2 separate regions of the Homo sapiens genome follow, and region 1 is linked to region 2. A link is a loop called in an ENCODE intact Hi-C map of the cell type or tissue named here. Cell type or tissue: mammary epithelial cell. All regions are shown on one strand. Each heading gives the region's core, and the rest is flanking DNA. Links, peaks and the distances in the headings are about the cores only.

Region 1 (2,902 bases), core at 109-2,608, 220 kb before region 2:
TCATGATTCACCCACCTTGGCCTCCCGAAGTGCTGGGATTACAGGTGGGAGGCACCGCGCCAGCGTGTTTAGTTTTTAAAATGATATTAAGGCCAGGTGCAGTGGCTCAGAGTTCGGAGTAAGTTTAGAAAAACAACTGCCCTTCCAGTATCCTTTCAAAGACAGGGAATCCTACAGAGACGCCAGTCTGGCGGGGTTAGACCCTGACTTTTGAGCACTGTGGCTGTCAGCTGGTCTCGCTAGCCCAGGAAGTTCAGCAGGCTCTACTGACACGGCAGGGGCCTGGGGGCATAGGCTGGGTTATGAGATTCCTGTGACTCCAGGGATGCAAGCAACTTTTCTAGACAGTACCAAGAACAGCCCTCAGTGACTTGAGCGGCAGGAAAGCCATGCAACTGCACGGCTCTGCCCCAGGCCACGGGCGCTTCCTTCCTCAGGCCGGAGTCCCTCAGCAGCACTAGCCACCTTGAGATGGGGTGGGACACACAGGCAGAAGCCAGCCTTTGAGTATTCCCAGATGCTCTCCTTTCATAACACAGCAAGAGAGACAAAAAGGGAGCCCCGAGGCAGGGGTAAGCTCCTGGGGAGAGGGGGCTGCGGGCTTTCTCTACTCAGCCCTCACATCTACACTGGGCCCTCAAAGTCAAGTCATCTAAATTGAAATTTGAGAGCTGCAAAATAGGTTTTCAAACCTCTGTTTTGTAGTAGCTGCTAAATCTTCCACCAGAACACAAGTTGTCATCGTTTTCTTTCCTCTCGGGATGGAAGGCAGGCGTTTCACAGGGTAAAAAGACACCAACGCAGAGGGGAAATACTTCTCCCCCAGCACCAACTCACTCACTTCCACGTGAACCAGAGACAAGAGGCTCTGGCGTCTGAGCGGTGGGTTAGTGCAGACAGGCAGGTCAATCATTCGGGTCTCCACCCCCTTCTTCTCAGTAGCAGATGTTTGGAGGGTCTGAGTGGTTATAGTAAGGGGCTCTCTCCACTTTTCATCAATAACACAGCCCCAGTGTAGATGGGGTCAGAGTGGTCTCTGTTGAATACATGGGTAAAAGACAAATTAGTGATAATTGTAGTGAATTCTTATCATTTTATGACAATATTTATTCAGAATGGCATCCATTCTGAATAAAAGTGGGACTTTCTGGTACAGAAGCAGGGCTCAGTCATTCTTGACAGTTTCTAGCTCCTCACCTCCTCCCAGTTGCCCAGGGTGGTCCACCCAGATCTCTGCTTTATACACCTGCCAGCTGGTGACCAGCTCCCTATGGGACACCTGGATACAACCTACTGGACTCAGCCCCTGGCCCCCACACCCCTCACGGACTGTGCAGACGTGCCACAGTGACCACCACCCAGTCACAGCAAGATGCCATGAAGCTGATGCCTGCCGGCTCGAAATCACACCCCACAGGAAATGCACTTGAGTAACAACACCCTGGACCTGAATACAGATTTGGTGCACAGGCCGCTGGCTCGCTCCCCACCATCTGGCTGGGCCTGCCTGTTCCCCGTGGCTCCCCCTCCCCACTGGCCTGTGAGGAACGCTGCCTCCTCGCTCCCGCCCGGTTGAGTCACACACCTGCTCTGCAGTTTCATGTGTTCTGCTGTGCTGCCTCCTCCAGCTCTCACCTGACCCTTGCACCCAAACCTCACTCTCCTGGTCAGGACTCTCCCAGAGAGACCATCATGATAGGAATGAACTGATCACTGCTCAGACAAAAGCCACAGGCTGCCTGCCAAAGCCTAGAAGCAAGCTGCTGGTGAGAGGAATGCCAGCACAGCTGGATACACAGGCCTGAGGCCATCAGCCAGGGTCAGGAGGCATCCCACGAGAGCACACACTGTAACCCCATGCCCACCGCCCCCAGAGCCCCATCAGGGAAGGGCCAAAGTTTACAGCCACTCTCCAGGAGAGACCTCAAGACGAATTAGAGGAAAACTATGACAATGATTTTGTTTAATGATAATTTTCCTTTTTCCTAGCACTCTGGAAAGCTGCCAGTTTCTTTACAAGTTAACCATCAATCTGATGCAGGGCAGGTGAGCCCCAAAATTGGGGCTTAACCCTGGAGGGTTCATGGCTTCACCCAGGAAGGCATTCAAGGGTGAGCCAGTGGTGTTAGCCAGGCAAGTTTGTTAAAGCAGCAGAATCCTACCCAGCAACCTCTGAGGAACCGGCATGTGGCCTGGGGGACAGCCCCACTCCATAAGCTGCCCGATGTTCTGTATCTGTCCACGATGGTGATGAGACCCTAGGAGAGTTGCAAGTCTGAACACAGGGAAATCTTTAGAAATCCCCACGATCCATAAGATTGAAAACAATCCTCCTCTCTGAGAACTTCATCTATTTCTGGGATAAACCAAATCTGTGTTTAGTCACACGTGACTCCAACTGAGTAACTTTCAAGTCATTTCCCTAAGGCAGAAAAAATTCTCCATTATGCCAGCAAAGTGGCAAGGAAGAGCCAAGAATGCTTGATCCCATCCCCACCACAGGGAACCCTGCACGGCAGGAGGAGAAAGGACATCTAAGCTGGAGACTGGTAAGGTTTCAGCCACCCATGGCTAGGAAAGCATACACTGCCTCTGAGGGGGCGTGGGCAGCTGCAACACGGGAGTCACGTGGGAGGGGTTTGCGGGACTCCAGGCATCACCTCTTCACACCGGAGGCAACACCGATGGAGTCGTGAGAACATAGTCCAGGTGTGTCCAGAATTGGTGGGTTCTTGATCTCACTGACTTTAAGAATGAAGCACTAGGTCCTCACAGTTGACTGTTACAGTTCTTAAAATTGTTATGTCTGCAGTTTGTTCCTTCTGATGTTTGGACGTGTTTGGAGTTTGTTCCTTCTGGCAGACTCACGGTCTTGCTGGCTTCAGGAGTGGAGCTGCAGACC
Region 2 (2,902 bases), core at 182-2,681:
CCTAACCAGGCAGTGAAGGGGCAAGACCCTGTCTCCCTTCTGCACAGCTCTGTCCTGGCCACCTGGGCCCATCTCACTCACCTTTGCATTCAGACACTGCCCCACCACCTGACAGGGCCCCTGCTGCTCCCACCTGGACGCACCCCCAACCTGCACAGACAGAACTTGGCCAGCCCCACCGCTCTGCCTCCCAGATGGCTGCCAAACCCTCCACTCCTTGCCCACCTGCCCCCTCCCACTCCCTCCACGTGGCCCTGCCAGGGCTCCCCAGTGCACCCCACAACCCTGAGGGACCACCAGCTGGGGCCACCCCAGCCCCTCTGGAGCTGCCTGGAGCTCCAGCCACACCAGACCCACAACAAATTCGTGGGACGGGGTGGTGCCAAGGAAAGGGACAGGAATCTGGCCAGAGCCTGCCCACCGCTAAGCCAAGGGCAATGGCAGGTAAGCCACTCTCTGGCCTCAGTTTCCCTTCCTGCTCTGCCCAGACCCTGCCGCTCAATCCCCAAGGTGGGTAACATATGTGAAAACTGAGGCTGGGGGAGGGGAGCCACTTACCCAAGGGGACCCAGCCAGTAGGTGTGGAGCTGGGGCAACTACCTAGCAGGGCTGGGGGCAGAGGAGGGTCCCTGGGTCACTTGGCCCACAGCTGCTCCCCTGGCAGCAGGTGCAGCTGGGGTCATGAGTGGGGAGGGGCTCCACTGCCTCGGAGACCGGGTGTCCCAGGCCCTGCCTAGCACTCAGGGTGGGGCAGGTGTTCTGAGGCTGCCCAGAAACCCAGCCGCCTCCCCGTCCCTCCGCAGCCTCCCCAGCCAAAAAGCCCCACCCAGCTGGCAGGAGCCTGGATGGGTTGGGGGTGGGGGGCAGCTGCTGTGAGGCCCAAGAAAGGGTCAGGAGGGCAACTCCTCGGAGAAGGGACTCGCCAGGCAGGGAAACACAGGTCTGCTGGGCTGGGGGTGGGCACCACGGTCAAGGGCCCCTGAGCTGGGCACAGCCGGCTGCACTCCCAAATCTCTCCAGGGTAGTCTTGTGGGTGTTGGGGCCGGTGAGGGAGGGTGTCGACAGCAAGCCCTGGGCACACCCTGTGCTGGGAACCTGCATGGGGGAAGGAGGAGGAGACGTGACCAGCCCTGCTCCTGCTGGCCCTCGTGCCTGGTCCTGCCACTGGCCCACGCGGGACAGTCCCCAGCCCCACCCTCAGCCACCGCACTGGGAGCGGCTGTTCCTACACTGCCTGTAGTGGGGATGGAGTGCAGAGGCTCAGCGAGCGGCAGACCTGCCTCTGGCCACAGAGCTGCGCAGTGGGGACCCCTCCAGTCACTGGGCTGGCAGGAGCCTGGCCCAGGAACACAAACAGGAAGGGGGAAATCCTGCCCGCCTCGGGATAAGGCTGCGCAGCCAGGCTACCGGCCTCGGACCCGCGCCAGTCGGGAGAGAGAGGAAGGCCCCCAGTATCCCAGTCCCCCGCCAAGAGCACCGCCTCCCAGGCCCGAGCTCCTGAGGAAGCCCCGCCTCGGCCGCAGAGCGCAGGGGAGGCCGCCTTTGCCCGCCCGGCCTCCGGTTCTCCCAGACAGGCTCTGCAAGTGGCCCCATCACCTGAATCATGACACTGTTTGTTGACGGTCACCAAAGCCCCACTTCACAGAGGAGAATGTGGAGGTGACTCGCCTGAGCCAGGCCCAGCTGGTCAGGCCGTTGGCACCTGGTTCCTTCCCCAATGCCCTTCCCCCACTCCCCGGGCCCCCCAGCGCCCTGGCCTCAACACTACCATTAACATTCCTGCGGGTGAAAACTTGAACCTTGTGGAGGGACCCCGGGACCCAGGTCAGTCCCTTGCATGCCAGGGCAGGTGGGGGTGGTACCACAGTGAAAGCCGCAGAGGACACCCACCCTGGCCCAGAAAAGCTGCCTCCCCGAGAACTGGACTATCCTGGCGCAGGGCCTGAGCAGGCGGGGCCTCAGGCAGTGTGTCTGGGGGACGAGCAGATCCTGGCCGGGAGGCGGGGAGGGGCCGAGCGGGAGGGGAGAAGGAACACAGGCGGGGAGTGTGGCAGAGGCTCACCAACACCCCTGCTCCACAGCTGGGTCCAGATTGAGGACTCCCACCAGCCACCAGCTAAATGAGAGTTCTTGGAGGGTCCAGAACAGGTCCGTGGGGGGAGGAGGTGGATTTTGCTTAAACAAAATCCAAGTTTGCCTCTAAACTGGCAGCCCCAGGGCCCCATCTCTGGCCTCCAGGTGGGAGGGCATGGTTGGGTGCATTTGCAAGTCCCCAGGGCCCTGGGGGCTGGCAGGGAGGAGACTGGCTCTCCAGTGGCCGGAAAAGTCCATCCTGGGTGGGAGGAACGAATGGCCCACTCCAGGTTTGCAGGTGTGTGTGCACACGTGTGTGCTCACAGGATGTACGTGCTCAGGTGCTAGGGCGTGTGTGCACTTGTGTGTCTGGCCTGGGCTCCTCCCTCTGAACACCCATGGACAGCCCAGAGTGAGGCCATGGAGGCGGGAGCCCTGTGGGAGTCACTGCCCTCGGGCTGGAAACCTGGTGCCCACCCAGACACAGGCACACACAGCCGGCCGCACTTGGGCCTCACCCAGTCGTGGAACTTCATGAAGAAGGTGCCAAGCGGGCTGACTGTCATGAGACCTTCAGACTTCCCTGAGCAACATCCCCCGCCCCTCCCCGATGCTTCTTGAGATAACTCTCTCGGGATGAGCTCAGGCTCTTGCTCCTGCCTCTGTGTCTGCCTCCAAGGCTGCAGGAGGGCTGGGGAAGCCAGACTCAGTCCCCTAGACCTGGGAGCTGGGCTCCTTGCCCATCCAGCAGCCATTCCCCACTGCAGCCCAGCTGCACCCGTGAGGCTATTCACATCACCCTCTCCCGAAACAACCTTTCGTAGCTCCC

Evidence for each region. Peaks named below come from ENCODE experiments on the same cell type or tissue, not always from the same donor. Only the 100,000 strongest peaks of a DNase experiment are listed, where the experiment ranks them.
Region 1: it touches region 2 in a loop (4-fold over the local background); 4 of 110 quality-filtered maps call a loop at or near these places.

The regions. Positions count from the first base shown.
Region 1 is chr14:104,747,738-104,750,639 of GRCh38, forward strand. LOC107987209 (a long non-coding RNA gene) reads right to left here. Exons shown (of 3, transcript XR_001750915.3): 3 at 1-1,036. Among named protein-coding and RNA genes, the nearest start is that of SIVA1, 4.0 kb to the right of the region's middle. In mammary epithelial cell, for the core only: a CTCF peak has its summit at 1,618; a DNase peak (open chromatin) is centred at 1,634.
Region 2 is chr14:104,966,403-104,969,304 of GRCh38, forward strand. The region is part of intron 1 of AHNAK2 (AHNAK nucleoprotein 2); the gene reads right to left. Among named protein-coding and RNA genes, the nearest start is that of AHNAK2, 11 kb to the right of the region's middle. RefSeq lists enhancers at 964-1,697, 2,433-2,902. In mammary epithelial cell, for the core only: a CTCF peak has its summit at 1,209; DNase peaks (open chromatin) are centred at 1,259, 1,589, 1,959 and 2,549; H3K4me3 peaks cover 2,071 bases; H3K27ac peaks cover 2,304 bases.